Regions from separate parts of the Homo sapiens genome. Here region 1 is linked to region 2. A link is a loop called in an ENCODE intact Hi-C map of the cell type or tissue named here. Cell type or tissue: natural killer cell. All regions are shown on one strand.

Region 1 (8,000 bases), 120 kb after region 2:
CAGCATGAATCACATATGGAGCAGCATGAATCACACATGGAACAGACATGGTTCACACACGGAACATACATGGTTCACAGATGGAACAGACATGGTTCACACATGGAACAGATAGTTCACACATGGAACAGATAGTTCACACATGGAACAGACATGGTTCACACATGGAACAGACACAGTTCACACATGGAACAGCATGGACCATACATGGAACAGACACAGATCACACATGGAACATACACGGCTCACACATGGAACAGCATGGATCACACATGGAGCAGCATGAATCACATATGGAGCAGCATGAATCACACATGGAACAGACATGGTTCACACATGGAACAGACATGGTTCACACATGGAACAGACATGGTTCACACATGGAACAGATAGTTCACACATGGAACAGACATGGTTCACACATGGAGCAGCATGGATCACACATGGAACAGACACAGTTCACACATGGAACAGACACAGTTCACACACGGAGCAGCATGGTTCACACACGGAGCAGGCACCACACACCCATGCCGTAGCATGCATCAGCCTGGTTTTCGGGCCCACACAATAGAAGTCATTGTTTTGGTGGTAAACAATATCCACCTGGATATTTTTCAAAATAGAGAATTGAATTATAACCTACAAATTTCCATCCTCACATGGAAATTTGACCTGGTTGAATGGCATCTGCCCTGCAGCCACTGTCCCCAAAACTGAGAGGCGGGGCAAAGTAGCCGAAGAAAGCAGCGCTGAAGCTGGCAGCTGCAAAGAGTGCAGGGCCCTCCAGTCTCTACAAAATTCACAGCTGCTTCCAGCCTCATGCTGGGACGTGGGCTGAGCAATGAATTCTTCTTGTAATCCAGGGTAGAGTGGAAGAAAGTTCAAGGTGAGCATCAACTCATTCAATCACTTAACAATAGGCAGGTTTGGCTCATACTGCAGAGGCCAAGCAGGAGAACCTGGCTCCTGTGTCTCTGGAAATGTTAAAATGCCTGTCAACAGGAAAAAAAGATCTGTCTCTGCCATCCTGAAGGTAAGTTTGCCACCTACGCACTAAAGATTAAGGCCATATTTTTTCAATGTTGAGATTATTCCCTTTGTCTGCAAACAGGGGCTTAGGACAACAGCCCTTTCTTCTCTCACAGTCCCGGAGGCCAGAGGCCAACATCAAGGTGGTGGCAGGGCCAGACTCCCTCGGGGGCTCCAGGACCCCTCCTGCCTCTTCCAGCTTCTGGGGGCTCCAGGTGTCCCTTGACTCAGAGCCGCCCACTCCCATCCCCGCCTCCATCTTCACGCTCCAGCCACTGAGACCATGCCCGACACAGCAAGTGTGGGCTGCTGCAACTGCTGTCCCTCCGTGTTCCCTCTGCACACATTGGAAAGAAAGTCTGAGGGTGGAAGCCAGGCATTCGGCCAGCCCTGGGAGCACAGTTCGGCAGTGACGGCAACACCAGCAGCTCAGGGTCCTCCACCCGCCAGCCCCGGGAGCACAGTTCTGCAGTGAGGATGACACCAGAGGCTCAGGGTCCTCCACCTGCCAGCCCTGGGAGCACAGTTCTGCAGTGATGGCAATGCCAGCGGCTCAGGGTCTTCTACCTGCTGGTCCCCAGGAGGCGGGCGCAGGTGTCTCCCTGCTTCACAGAAGAGGAAACTGAGACTTTGAAAGCTGAGCCGAGTCACTCGCCTGGTGCCACATTAACCAGCAAGTGGTAGAGGTGAGATCTGAACCCAGGACCGTTCGATTCTAGGCCTGAACTGCTTTTATCTTTTGGATGTATAGTTCACACATAACATAACATTAACCGTTAGTCATTTAAACACGTACAAATCCGTGGTGTTTAAGTCACTCCCAGTGTTGGGCAACCATCCCCATCATCTAGTTCCAAGACATTTTATCACCCCAAAGAGAGACCCCATCCACTCAGCCCTCACTCTCCATCGCCCCTTCCCCCCGCCCTAAGCAGCCACGAATCTCGTCCGTCTCTCTGGATCCTCCTGTCCTGAACATTCGTGCACTCGGAATCATACAACCCGTGGTCACTGACCCTTTCACGCAGCCCAGTGTTTTCAGGGGTCCTGCACATTGCAGCGCGTCTTCCTGTGTGCAGCTGAATGACTCTCCAAGGGATGGCGGACTACGCTGGGTTTATCCATCATCCACGGATGGACGGGCCTGAACTCTGACCCCGGCTCCTACTGTTGCTTCCATGTCATCTTTTTTTTTTTTTTCAAGACCAGTCTCGCCGGGCGCAGTGGCTCACGCCTGTAATCCCAGCACTTTGGGAGGCCGAGGCGGGGGGATCACAAGGTCAGGAGATCAAGACCATCCTGGCTAACACCGTGAAACCCCGTCTCTGCTAAAAATACAAAAAATTAGCCGGGCATGGTGGTGAGCGCCTGTAGTCCCAGCTACTTGGGAGGCTGAGGCAGGAGAATGGTGTGAACCCAGGAGGCGGAGCTTGCAGTAAGCCGAGATCGCGCCACTGCACTCCAGCCTGGGTAACAGAGCGAGACTCCGTCTCAAAAAAAAAAAAAAAAAAAAAAAAAAAAGACCGGTCTCATTCTGTCGCCTAGGCTGGAGTGCAGTGGCGTGATCTCAGCTCACTGCAGCCTCAACCTTCCCCAGCTCAGGTGATCCTTCTACCTCAGCCTCCCCAGCAGCTGGGACTACAGGTGCACCACCACCACGCTGGGCTAGTTTTTGTATTTTTTGTAGAGACGGGGTCTCCCTATGTTGCCCAGGCTGGTCTTGAACTCCTGGGCTCAAGAGATTTTCCCACCTTGGTCTCCCAAAGGGCTGGCATTACAGGCGTGAGCCACCGCGCCCAGCCTCCAAGTCATCTTTCACACGCAGAGCACGCCTGAGAGCAGCAACAAGACTAACGTTGGGGCCAAAGCTAAGAAGTGGGGCGGAGCCTCCCTGGTGGCCGGTCGTCAGCCCAGTGCCTGAAATGCATGCAAAGTCTATTTTTATTTTGCGTAGTTGAACCTAAGCAAAAAATCTGGCCCTATAATCTCTAACCTTGCTCCTAACTGGCACCTACCCTATTGCACAAGAAGCTATCTAGGGGAGGACTCAGTGAGCACTCGGTGAGTTTGTCCAGCCATGGTGGTACTGTCTCCTTCCCTCTGCAGGCACAGCGGGAAGAATAGGGTGGATGGAGGGCTCTCTGCACCTTCCACAGCCCGCAGCGTGGACGGCAGATTACAAGTTAGTATCTGTGCGACCTCCGCACTCCCCTGCCGGTGGCTGCCTGGGCTGCTGAGATTTCGCTTGGTTTTATCACTGCAGAGGAATGCCTGCCATACCGGGGGGCGAGCAAGGTCCAGAATGACAAGCCGTGGCATTCCTCAGCCGCCTCCTCCCCGGGGTGGGGCCTGGACATTCCTGGCTGCAGCTAGAGGTCCCAGCACGACAGGGATTCTGACCCCCCCTCCACCACGGCTATTGTTCAGAATTCTGTGGATTCCAGAGGCATCTGCCCAGCAGACTGTCTTGCTGTGAACACCCAGCTCTGCAACCGGTGTTTGCGTGTTTGCCCTGGGAGGCTGAACGCTCACCCAGAACAAAGGCCTCCCCACATGCCTGCTGTGAGCTTCCAAGTACTCGTTAGGACACACGCCAAGGAACCCCGGGTTGGGGGGATACCGAGGAGCTTCCTCCCTGACCCACACACACCCTTTGAACAGGTCTTTGGCTGCTCACCAGTCTGGTCAATCTCGGGGCAGTATTTATATTCCTTCCCGTTTCCAGGCCTAGGAGCCTTGGCATCCTGCTCTCGCCTCTAACTGAAATTACCTCTCAACCCTTTTTAGCTAAGATGCCTCTCGCATTCCCCAGGAATAACAAGCTTTAAAGCCCCTTCACACTGAAGCCTGCCTTTGAATTTCCCAGCTAGATTTGGGGGTGGGGGTCTTATGGCTCCCGGTGAACCCCCGGTTCTGTTGATTAAATTGAGCTCAGGCAGAGTGCTGGCTTCCCAAAGCCTGTGTTATTACTGCTTCTCAAAGCTACGGGCACCGGATCGCCATCTTTGGCAAGATTCTTTTGGGATACAATGGGAATTACTGGGTGGCCTCGGTTCGGTTCTTCCCTCGTCTCAGTTCGCGGCTCACCAGCCACATTGATGCAGCCCCCAGGCTGGAAGGAGGCTGCAGGAGCTTCCCCTCAGGTCATCTTCTCATCCCTCCCCCGTGCCCCAGGAGCTGGTTGTGGGGGCGGTTCCATCCCCTCGGCCCATCCGGGACAGGAGCCTAGGTTCCCTTCGGGGGGTACCCCAAACCCCATCCTTGGCCTCAGGCCAGCCCTGGTGCACTGCCCGCTCCCAGGCTTGACGAGAGGCTGCGGGCCAGTGGGTGAAGGGGCTCGCCCTGACTGCCAGGCCCCGCCCAGGCGCACCCGGGAGGACGGGCTGGGATGACGCGGGCGCCGGGGGGGTAGGTCGCGAGGCCGGGGTCTCCATGGCGCAGGAGTACGGGGGCCTTCGAGGACCACGCGGGCCTGGGAATCGCCTGCCAGGCTAGGCCGGACGACGCACGTGCTCCGAGCTGGGTCGAGGGGGCGGGGCTGAGGGCCGCGGCCGGGCCACGGGTCGGGGAGGAGCCGCGGACGGTGGGCGGGGCCAGTGGGCCGGGGCCTAAAAGGCGGCGCGGGCGGGGTTCCTGACGCAGCTGCGGGCGGCGGGCGGCGAGCGGCGCGCACAATCCTCGCTCGGCTGCGGCTCCCGGGTGTCCCAGGCCCGGCCGGTAAGCAGAGCATGGCGGGTGCGGGCCCGAAGCGGCGCGCGCTAGCGGCCCCGGTGGCCGAGGAGAAGGAAGAGGCGCGGGAGAAGATGATGGCCGCCAAGCGCGCGGACGGCGCGGCGCCGGCAGGCGAGGGCGAGGGCGTGACCCTGCAGGGGAACATCACGCTACTCAAGGGCGTGGCCGTCATCGTGGTCGCCATCATGAGCTCGGGCATCTTCGTGACGCCCACGGGCGTGCTCAAGGAGGCAGGCTCGCCGGGGCTGGCGCTGGTGGTGTGGGCCGCGTGCGGCGTCTTCTCCATCGTGGGCGCGCTCTGCTACGCGGAGCTGGGCACCACCATCTCCAAATCGGGCGGCGACTACGCCTACATGCTGGACGTCTACGGCTCGCTGCCCGCCTTCCTCAAGCTCTGGATCGAGCTGCTCATCATCCGGCCTTCATCGCAGTACATCGTGGCCCTGGTCTTCGCCACCTACCTGCTCAAGCCGCTCTTCCCCACCTGCCCGGTGCCCGAGGAGGCAGCCAAGCTCGTAGCCTGCCACTCCGTGCGTGAGTACGGGGCGCGGGCCGGGGGTTGGGAGGTCGTAGTCCCTGGGTCCCTGCATCCTTGCATCACTACGCCCCTGGCTCCCACATCTCTACATTTTTGCGTTCCTGGACCGTCCCGGCAGTTCTAGGCTAAGGTCATTGGTCCCAGAAACCAAGTGCGTTTCTTTCATTCATTCTTTTACACTTCTCCCCACAGGCTGGGAATATCTTCAGTGACGGGACAGCAGGGTCCCTGCCCTGCCCTTCGGTGGGCATTTCATTCCCCCACTTAAGCGGTTCAGGCAAGTGCCAGCCTCCCGTTGGCCCCGCTGAGCAATACTCCCAGCCTCTTGCGTGGCACCCACGTGGAGTAACTGAGCAACCGGTTTATTGTTAAAGCTCCGATTGCTGACTGGTTGGTGAAAACGAAATTGCAGTTAAAAAGAAAATTATTCATTTCTGCTCTCCACACCAGCTCGTCAGGAATCAGTGACACGGGCTGACTCATAAGAAAACAGTAGTAATAAAATCGTGTGCGGGTAGTGACTGGTGCTGGTTTAGGCTAAGGGATCCCCCCTGAGGGTTGCCCAGTAGTGAGAGAGCGGAGCTTGGCTGCAGATTCAGTCTGTGTTACAGTGAATGGAGGTTCGGGTCCCAGGTTACTCTGGGAAACAGCCATGGGGCTCCTATTTTGGTGGGCATGGTGCTGGTGTGTTCTTCACCAGGCCAGAGAGAACTGCTTTTCAAAATAGTTTTCTTTTCTTTTCTTTTTTTTTTTGAGATGGAGTCTCACTCTGTCGCCCTGGCTGGAGTGCAGTGGCGCGATCTCGGCTCACTGCAAGCCCCGCCTCCCGGGTTCACGCCATTCTCCTGCCTCAGCCTTCCGAGTAGCTGGGGCTACAGGCGCCCGCCACTACGCCCGGCTAATTTTTTTTGTATTTTTAGTAGAGACGGGGTTTCACCGTGTTAGCCAGGATGGTCTCGATCTCCTGACCTTGTGATCCGCCCGCCTCGGCCTCCCAAAGTGCTGGGATTACAGGCGTGAGCCGCCGTGCCCGGCCTCAAAATAGTTTTCTTGTGGGATTTCAGGGGGAAAATGACTTGTACCAGATACCACATGATTTGGTTGGGTGGCGTGGGAAGGCGGGTCTTGGCAATTCTCAGGTTCATCCCATGGCAAGGATCGGCCTGGATCTCAGTAGTGTGTGTACACATTCAAGGTGGGAAGGGTTAATTTATAGTTGGGGTCTTGAGCCATGAAATCAGGGGAGTGGCTTCTGACTGGCAGGACCTGTTGGCGCTGTTTTCTGCCACACCGTACTTTGGGGAGAAGGGGGAGGGGGAGGCATTTCTTCATAAATGTGAGAATGCCCCGAGGGCAAGACTCAGCAGGGCTCTGTGTGGTTTCTCTGAGGCTCTGAGCGGAGCAGCCGCACCACCATGCAGGTCAAAGCCGGGAAAAATCGTAGGACAGGAGTGGGGAGAGCCTGTGGCTTCCAGCTGGGCGTTGGACATGTGAATGTAGGGGATGACTGATTTCTTTTTTTTGTCATTAGAATTTCACTGGTTCAGTCTCCCTCTCGCCTAGGTACATGCCCGCCTGGTATGTAACGACATGGATAATAGCTTATGCAGCCTGCACTCTTACCTTTAAAAAATGAATCCCTGTTGGCTGGGTGTGATGGCCCACGTCTATAATCCCAGCACTATGGGAGGCCAAGACAGGCAGATCTACCGAGGTCAGGAGTCCGAGACCAGCCTGACCAACATGGTGAAACCCCATCTCTACTAAAAATACAAAAATTAGCTGAGCATAGTGGCTCACGCCTGTAATCCCAGCTACTTATGAGTCTGAGGCATGCTCCGGGACGTGGAGTTTGCAGTGAGTTGAGATCCTGCCACTGCACTCCAGCCTGGGTGACAGAGCAAGCCTGTCTCAAAAAAAAAAAAAAAAAAAAAAAAAGCAGCCCCTGGGTGCTGAGTGTCTGACTTCCTGTTGGTGCCAGGAGTGAGTTGTGGGAAATGCTTCATTGGCCACCAGGAAGGAGACATAGGATGGGGCGCTGCCTAGTTTTCTCTTTCTAATAAAAATCACATCAGTCATACATGAATTCATCATCATTTAAAAATTCAAACCAGCCAGGCACTGTGGCTCATGCCTGTAATCCCAGCACTTTGGGAGGCCGAGGCAGGCGGATCACCTGAAGTCAGGAGTTCGAGACCAGCCTGGCCAACATGGGGAAACCCCATCTCTACTAAAAATACAAAAAATTAGCCAGGCGTGGTGGCAGATGCCTGTAATCCCAGCTACTCGGGAAGCTGTGGCAGGAGAATCACTAGAACCCAGGAGGTGGAGGTTGCAGTGAGCTGAGATCGCACCACTGCACTCCAGCTTGGGCAACAAGGCGAAACTCTGTCTCAAAAAAAAAAAGCAAAAATCAGCTGGGCGTGACGGCGCACACCTGTAGTCCCAGCTACTCGGAGGCTGAGGCAGGAGAACTGCTTGAACTTGGGAGCCAAGATGGTGCCACTAAGCTCCTGCCTGGGTGACACATTTCTCCTCCTTTACCACCCCCCAGCCCCAGAGTTTCTGTGGCTGACAGTGTACGCTTCCAGAGCTGCTTCTGTTACAAATATATCGCTGGCCTATTTATTTAAAAGATCATAATGTACAACTTGTTCTCCACCTTTTTTTTAAGCCTAAAATGGTTTTGCCATGTTCC
Region 2 (8,000 bases):
GGAGGGCGAGATATTACTGTTATCTACGAAAGCCTTAAGAACAGTCTTTAAGAACAAAAATGGGTTGATGAAGAAACTAAAAGCCGCCTTAAAATCTTCAAAAAGGGCTAAAGTTATTAAAAAAGAATACCTTTTGGCTATGTGTATAAGAAGGGAGATGTATACCATTGTGTTAGGATTACTATAAATCCTACAATCAACGTCAGTTTGTTCAATTAGTTTTTAATGGAGTAAAAGCATCTCAAAAATGATGTAAAAATTAAGTCTCATTGTATATCACTTAAATATTAAGTTAGTTTAATCTTATTAGGGCATGAGATATCTGCCACCATTGTTATGAGTACATAAAATGTTTCATAGACTTTCCTTCTCTTCTTGGCAGTCAAAATCCAACCCTCTAAGAAACAAAGAAATAAAAGAAGACTCACAAAAGGTACAGACCAACACTTGAAAAATATTTTTTAAATTGTGGCTGGTTGTAACGATTTCAAAACTGAAATATTTTTTAGCTTTTAAATATTTAAATGTTAAGTTTAAACAGAATATCAAGGTAACTTTCAACTGCAGACACTATTTCCTATTGTTGAGAAACTCAATGACAAAATAATCTCAAGGGGTAAACTGTGACTTAAATTGGACAGTTCTCAACCATAAATTATATTTAAAGTTCTCAAATACAAAAGAGTTAACTGTAGGCACATATGTGTTGGGGGAGGGGGTAGTTTTTGGGACCGGTGGCAATAGAGCAAGAAAAGTTCTGATGATGCGTCGTTATCATCGCTTATATTCCCAAAAGAGAATTTTTTTTTCTCATTTGTCTTTATAGAAGAAGAGTGCTCGGCGTATTTTTCAGGAAATTGCTCAAGAACTATACCATAAGAGACATGTGGAAACAAATCAGCAATCTGTAAGTGTAAAATGTCAAAAAAAAATGTAAATACAGATATAAAGCACGTTTGAAAAAACTAAGCTGCCAAGGAGCTGTCAAGAACCATGTTTTCCTTCAGAAGAGTCTGAAAGAGAACTTTCACAAGAATGTATTTTTATATAGAACCTGTTTTAATAAATACATAACAAAAGACATCTGATACAATATTAAATAGCCCCAGGCTGGCATCTTAGTGACATGGAAACTTTCAGAAACACATTAGACACGAGCAATGTTTTCAATACAGACAATGATGCTTTAAAAGGATAGATTAAAAGCTACTCTGTACAGTATCCTGCATGCAGTGGTAGGCGTTCAGTAGATACTGCAAATGTTTGTGGGTCAAATTATGAAAAAAAATTACTTGTTACTTATAAGGCAAAAATAAATTCACATTAGAAAAGATGCAGCTAATGATATTAAAAAACAAGTATTTCTCCAGTGTCTGGAGTTGAACTGAAAAGAATACATGTATATCTATAATACATCCTGAAAGTATTCCTTTAAAGTCTTATATAAACAGGTTCTTCAAACAAAATATTATCTTAATGCCAATAGAACAGATACTTTGTTTCCATGATGCATGATGAGATAGCTCAAATAAGCTAAAATGTATACAAAATAAGGTTAATTTATTTTTATTTATTTTTTAAAATTTATGGAATGCTTCACAAATTTGCATGTCATCTTTGTGTAGGGGCCATGCTAATCTTCTCTGTATCATTCCAATTTTAGTGTAAGTGCTGCCAAAGCGAGCACAAAATAAGCTGAACTGATAAACTAGTAAAGATATTTTCCTCTTAAACAGCAGCCAAGAGGGCAAATGCATCAGGAGACTGAAATAAGGCGATTTTTTTAAGTCCAACTTTTACTTTAATTGTTTTCTTTTTAAAAAAATATGGAACGCTTCACGAACTTGTGTGTCATCCTTGCCCAGGGGCCATGCTAATCTTCTCTATATTGTTCCAATTTTAGTGTATGTGCTGCCAAAGCAAGCGCTAAAAATCTAACTTTCACAAAGGATTTTTGCCAAGGAAAGAATATTGTCTAAGTAGTCGTTTCATCCTACAGTGTATATATGAATACATAAAGATAGGTGGTCTAATTACTAAGATGCCATGCTGAGTAATTACAAATCATTTTTCTTTCTGAGGCTGGGACATGTTTTCAACAACAAGGCCGAGGTATGTGGCCTGAAAGCAGTCTTAGAAGTGAGAATTGTAAAGCTCCCAGCCACGATTTTGACAGTAGCATCCAAACAAAAAAAAAAAGTATTTTTCAGTTCCCACATCCTACTCTAAATACGGATGGGGAAAACGGTAATCTGGCCTTTAAGATTACCATATGGACACTTAGGACCCAGAATCCAAGATGGCCCAGTGGTTTGCATGTTCCTTGGCAGTTGGCTTCATTGGTTACATAACCTTAAACATGGCTTTCTATTTATTTATTATTGCAGGAGAAAGATAACAACACTTATGAAAACAGAAGAGTACTTTCCAACTATGAAAGGCCATAGAAACGTTTTAATTTTCAATGAAGTCACTGAAAATCCAACTCCAGGAGCTATGGCAGTGTTAATGAACATATATCATCAGGTCTTAAAAAAAAATAAAGGTAAACTGAAAAGACAACTGGCTACAAAGAAGGATGTCAGAATGTAAGGAAACTATAACTAATAGTCATTACCAAAATACTAAAACCCAACAAAATGCAACTGAAAAATACCTTCCAAATTTGCCAAGAAAAAAAATTCTATTTTAAACTTGTATCCTGAGTCTGTTTCATTCAACATGAGATGTGTGATGACTGCCATCCTGAAGATCTGAAGCCAAACCATGTGCCTCAGTCTTGAGTGGAAGAATCACCTTTATGGTTTGTGGAAATCATGGCACAATTAAAATAAGTTGGGAGGGACAACGTGACAAAATTTGAGTTAGAGACATTCATTTTGAAAAGCACCTTAGTAAAGTTATTTCCTCTGATGTTGTAATGGGGCAGTGGGGTAACGCACATTTGCCTGCCAGGGTATGCAAAGTAACTTACATCATGCTATCAGCAAAATGAGAATAATATAGTGGCTAGAGTAAGACCATAAAAGCCAAAATACAGAAAATCCAAAGCTGAAGGTTAAACAGAGGTAACTTCAGAACAAATAAGCCACAACGGACTCTAGATGTCAGTGTTGTGCCAAATAACAGCACCAGGGAAGATGTGGGCAACACATCTACTTTACAAGCACGTTTGTAATACTGATTTTTTTTCTTTTCTTTTTTTTTTTTTTTTGAGACAGAGTCTCGTTCTGTTGCCCAGGGTGGAGTGCAGTGGTGCAATCTCGGCTCACTACAACCTCCACCTCCCGGGTTCATGCCATTCTTCTGCCTCAGTTTCCCAAGTAGCTGGGATTACAGGTACGCACCACCACGCCCGGCTAATTTTTTTTTTTTTTTTTTTTTGTATTTTTAGTAGAGACGGGGTTTCACCATGTTGGCCAGGCTGGTCTCAAACTCAAGACCTCAGATGATCTGCCTGAAATGGCCTCCCAAAGTGCTGGGATTACAGGCGTGAGCCACCGCGCACAGTCTATAATACTGATTTTTAACCAATTTAGGAGGGAAATGTCAGATAGGAGGCATGGTACAAGGATATTTATGGAATTCATTACCACTTCACTAAGAAAACATGATATAAATTGTCCTTTGAAAGCTACTTTGGTATAAAAAAATCTAAAGTGCCCATAAGTATGCATTCATTATTAGACACAAATTACAACCTTACAACCTACTATGTTTATTTCATTAAAGTGTCTCTTTTAGGCCGGGTGTGGTGGCTCACGCCTGTAATCCCAACACTTTGGGAGGCTGAGGCAGGTGAATCATGAGATCAGGAGTTCGAGACCAGCCTGAACAACATGATGAAACCCGTCTCTACTAAAAATACAAAAAAATTTAGCGGGGTTTGGTGGCACACACCTGTAATCCCAGCTATTTGGGAGGCTGAGGCAGGAGATCACTTGAACCCAGGATGCGGAGGTTGCAGTGAGCTGAGATCACGCCACTGCACCCCAGCCTAGGTGACAGAGCAAGACTGTCTCAAAAATAAATAAATAAATAAATAAATAAATAAAATAAAGTGTTTCTTTTAAACTGGTATTGCCTAAGGTGTATTCTTTATAAAACTTAGAATTGTTAAATATTTTAAGATTCCTTTGAAAGTGTTTTTGCATTGATGGTTTAAATCAGTGATATCAAACTTTCCTGATCCTATGTGCCCAGAAAAATGGGCAGGGGAAAGGAGGCAGCATGGAACCTCATTTTTTTGTGTGTATCTGTGTGTACACGTGAGTGCACATGTGTATATGTGTGGGGCCACATGTGTTTTGTATACGGTATATGCATGAAAATGTACCTTTGTACCTTATACACAAAAACAAATTAAACAATGGCATAAGCAGCAATATAAATAAAAAATGCTAATACTTTCCTGCCATATTCCAAAATAAACTGTCTTGTGTACTCTGCAGTGTGTACTTCCCCACTCTGAGACCACTAGCTCAGGTAAAGTAATGAGCTTCTAAGCCAGACTGCAAAAAAGGGCAAGCACTAATACCATCGAAATGAACAGAAGTGTTGAATTCGATCATTTGCTTTTCATTTCTGGGAGTCATTACATTTTGGTACTGAATTCCAGGACTGAAAATACACTGTTCATTGTCTAACCAGGAGACAAAATCCCTCAGATAAACTAGTATTTGACTCACAATATGCCTTTCCCATGTAAGCAAGGACCGTGTTTCAAAGATTGATTTTGAAGCTGAAATACGGAATATACTTTCGCAAAGAGTTCCATTCCTCTAGGTCTTATATAAGAATATCTGGTGTATACACAGTATTCATTCATTTATTCATCTATCTCACCAAAAGTATATATTTTCAAACTTCAAAATAAGTTTTATTTGGGAAGAGTTTCTTATTTTGTTAAAGCTACAAGCAAGTTTCTTTCCCAATTACACTTCTAGAGATCTTAGCAGTTTCAGAGATTTCAGTGTTCAAAAGTATATTTCAAAATTAACAACAAAACCAAACCCACACCAAAAGGAAATAGCTTTGAGATTAGTTTGGGATGTACAGTCATTGATTTCAGGCGCCAACACTATTTACTGAGTGCTACACTATACAATCAAAGGCCTCTTTTGCAAACTATCCTCGGGTCATACTGAACTTGCTCCACCCCCACACAAACCTTACTCACACCTTCATGCTTTTGCACATGCTGTTCCCCTCAGCCTGGTAAAATGCTTCAGACTACAAACACAGCTCACCTCAACATGAAACCTTCCCTAACTCACCCACAGGCTAACAGATCTATTCGTCTCTAATTCTTCAGTACTTAGTTTGACATATTTCTTACCACAATTTCCTGCCATTATCTGTTTCTATCTATATTGTGTACTATTCTGTGTTTTAAGAGCAAAAGCGTGATTCTCATTTATCTTTATATTTCCACTTGGTACACAGTAGGCCCTCAAATGCCTTCTATAAATGCAATTGAACAATGTTTCTATAGAAAAATGTTCCTTCAGCATTTAAATTGAGATATGTAGCATACTTCAGTCCCTCACCATGAAGCTTCACCCCTTTCCATAAAGACCATTCAACAAACCCCAACAGTACTAATTGTCCTGCTATCTGAGCATCCAGAAAAGAATTAAACTGCAACTTTTTCTTTCTTCTTGAGATGGAGTTTTGCTCTTGACGCTCAGGCTGGAGTACAATGGCGTGATCTCGGCTCACTGCAACCTCTGCCTCCAGGGTTCAAGTGATTCTCCTGCCTCAGCCTCCTGAGTAGCTGGGATTATAGGCATCTGCCACCATGCCTGGCTAATTTTTGTATTTTTAGTAGAGATGGGGTTTCACTCTGTTGGCCAGGCTGGTCTCAAACTCCTGACCTCAGGTGATCTGCCCACCTTGGCCTCCCAAAATGCTAGGATTACAGGCATAAGCCACCGCACCCAGCCTAAGCTGTAACTTTCTGTTTAGATTTGGGTTTCCTATGACAATTAAAAAAGAATTAATACTGAAACAACTTGTTTTACTTCGAGCTGCAAAAACAAATTACCATAGACTGAGTGGCTTATTGAGAGGTGACAATGTGCTAGCAGCCCTCGCTCGCTCTCAGCGCCTCCTCGGCCTCGGTGTCCGCTCTGACCGCACTCAAGGAGCACTTCAGCCCGCCGCTGTGCTGTGGGGACCCCTCTCTGTGGCTGGCCGAGGCCGGACTGGCTCTCTGCTCGCGGGGAAGTGTGGAGGGAGAGGCACGGGCAGGAGCCGGGCTGCGCGCAGCGCACGCGGGCCAGCACAGGTTCCGGGTGTGTACGGGCTCAGCAGGCCCAGCACTCGGTGCCACTGGCTGGTGCCTGCTGGGCTTAATCAGGGGACAAGCTCCCTCTGGGCTGCTGGAGTGCCCAGGCTAGGTGCCACAAAGTCCCGCAGCCAGTGCCATTGAGAGGTGAAGCTGGCTGGGCTTCTGAGTCGGGTGGGGACCTGGAGAACTTTTCTGTCTAGCTAAAGGTTTGTAAATGCACCAATCAGCACTCTGTGTCTACTTAAAGGTTTGTAAACGCACCAATCAGTGCTCTGTGTCTAGCTAATGGTTTATAAATACACCAATCAGCGCTCTGTGTCTAGCTAGCCGGGTAGCAGACTTGGAGAACTTGTGTCTAGCTAAAGGATTCTAAACGCACCAATCAGCACTCTGTGTCTAGCTAAAGGTTTGTAAACACACAAATCAGCGCTCTGTCAAAACGGACGAATCAGTGCTCTGTAAAATGGACCAATCAGCTCTCTGTAAAATGGACCAATCAGCAGGATGTTGGTGGGGCCAGATAAGGGAATAAAAGCAGGCCAACAGAGCCAGCAGCAGCAACCCGCTCGGGTCCCCTTCCATACTGTGGAAGCTTTGTTTTTTCACTCTTCGCAATAAATCTTGCTGCTGCTCACTCTTTGGGTCCGTGCCACCTTTAAGAGCTGTAATACTCACTGCAAAGGTCTGCAGCTTCACTCCTGAAGTCAGCGAGACCAAGAACCCACCAATTCCAGACACATTTTGGCGACCCAGATGGGACTATCACCTATCGCCAAGTGGTGAGACTATCGCCTATCGCCAAGCGGTAAGTACCATCGGACCCTTTTCACTTGCTATTCTGTCCTATTTTTCCTTAGAGTTCGGGGGCTAAATACTGGGCACCTGTCAGCCAGTTAAAAGTGATTAGCGCAGCCACCGGGCTAAAGACATGGGTGTCAGGCTTTCTGGGAAAGGGCTAACAACCCCCGACTCTTCAGAGTTGGGAGCGGTGGTTGGCCTGGAACCAGCTTCCGCCTTTCCAGTACTTCTGGGCTGAACCGAGGGTCGACAGAGAGGAAAGCCATTCAGCTCCGGGGTCCCAACAAGAAGTTGGTTGACCCTGCGGCCATGAGCAGAACTCTCAATGTCGCCCAAGCGAGACTAGCCCATCTATTCTATCTACCCTGACCCTTGCCTCCTGGGTCCTAACGCCTGTCAGACAAACTTCCTCTCACCTCTTGGAGTCTCTGAGGCTAGTCCCACTTCTCAAAATCACTCCCTGTCTCTGGTGCTTTTCCAGTTTCTCCTATGAGGATGATTTCTAGTATAAACTCCAGGAGTCTACTCCCTTCTTTAGGCACCTGGGCTCACCAATCAGAAAGACATAATTTTTGCCCAAAGCCCCGTCATAGGGGGAACTCTGGAATTTTAGGATCCCTCCTTAGAAAAGCAGGCCTAACAAATGCTATTCCTGAAGCTAGGATATGGGGAGCCTCAGAAATTGTATCCTTCCTATTCATATAAGTGAGGACAAAAGGTGTCACTCTTCCAACCCTGGAGATCCCTTCCCTCCCTCAGGGTATGGCCCTCCACTTCATTTTTGAGGCACAACATCTTTATAGGACACAGGTAAGGTCCCAATACTAACAGGAGAATGCTTAGGACTCTAACAGGTTTTTGAGAATGCATCAGTAAAGGCCACTAAATCCAATTTTTCTCAGTCTTTGTG

What was found. Peaks named below come from ENCODE experiments on the same cell type or tissue, not always from the same donor. Only the 100,000 strongest peaks of a DNase experiment are listed, where the experiment ranks them.
Region 1: it touches region 2 in a loop (2.3-fold over the local background); 2 of 110 quality-filtered maps call a loop at or near these places.

The regions. Positions count from the first base shown.
Region 1 is chr16:21,517,126-21,525,125 of GRCh38, reverse strand. It overlaps the pseudogene SLC7A5P2. Among named protein-coding and RNA genes, the nearest start is that of MIR3680-1, 15 kb to the right of the region's middle. RefSeq lists enhancers at 653-1,385, 2,853-3,587, 3,588-4,320, 4,321-5,054 and silencers at 4,301-4,960, 7,216-7,382. In natural killer cell, no CTCF peak of the experiment used is centred here; DNase peaks (open chromatin) are centred at 4,595, 4,905, 5,939, 7,088 and 1 weaker place; H3K4me3 peaks cover 2,842 bases; H3K27ac peaks cover 2,051 bases.
Region 2 is chr16:21,635,981-21,643,980 of GRCh38, reverse strand. The region is part of intron 4 of METTL9 (methyltransferase 9, His-X-His N1(pi)-histidine); the gene reads right to left. IGSF6 (immunoglobulin superfamily member 6) reads left to right here. Exons shown (of 6, transcript NM_005849.4): 4 at 383-433; 5 at 827-907; 6 at 2,388-4,431. The coding sequence ends at 2,447. It also overlaps the pseudogene RNU6-1005P and the pseudogene RNU6-196P. Among named protein-coding and RNA genes, the nearest start is that of IGSF6, 13 kb to the left of the region's middle. In natural killer cell, CTCF peaks have their summits at 2,907 and 3,107 (motif pointing right); DNase peaks (open chromatin) are centred at 3,120 and 5,220; H3K27ac peaks cover 318 bases.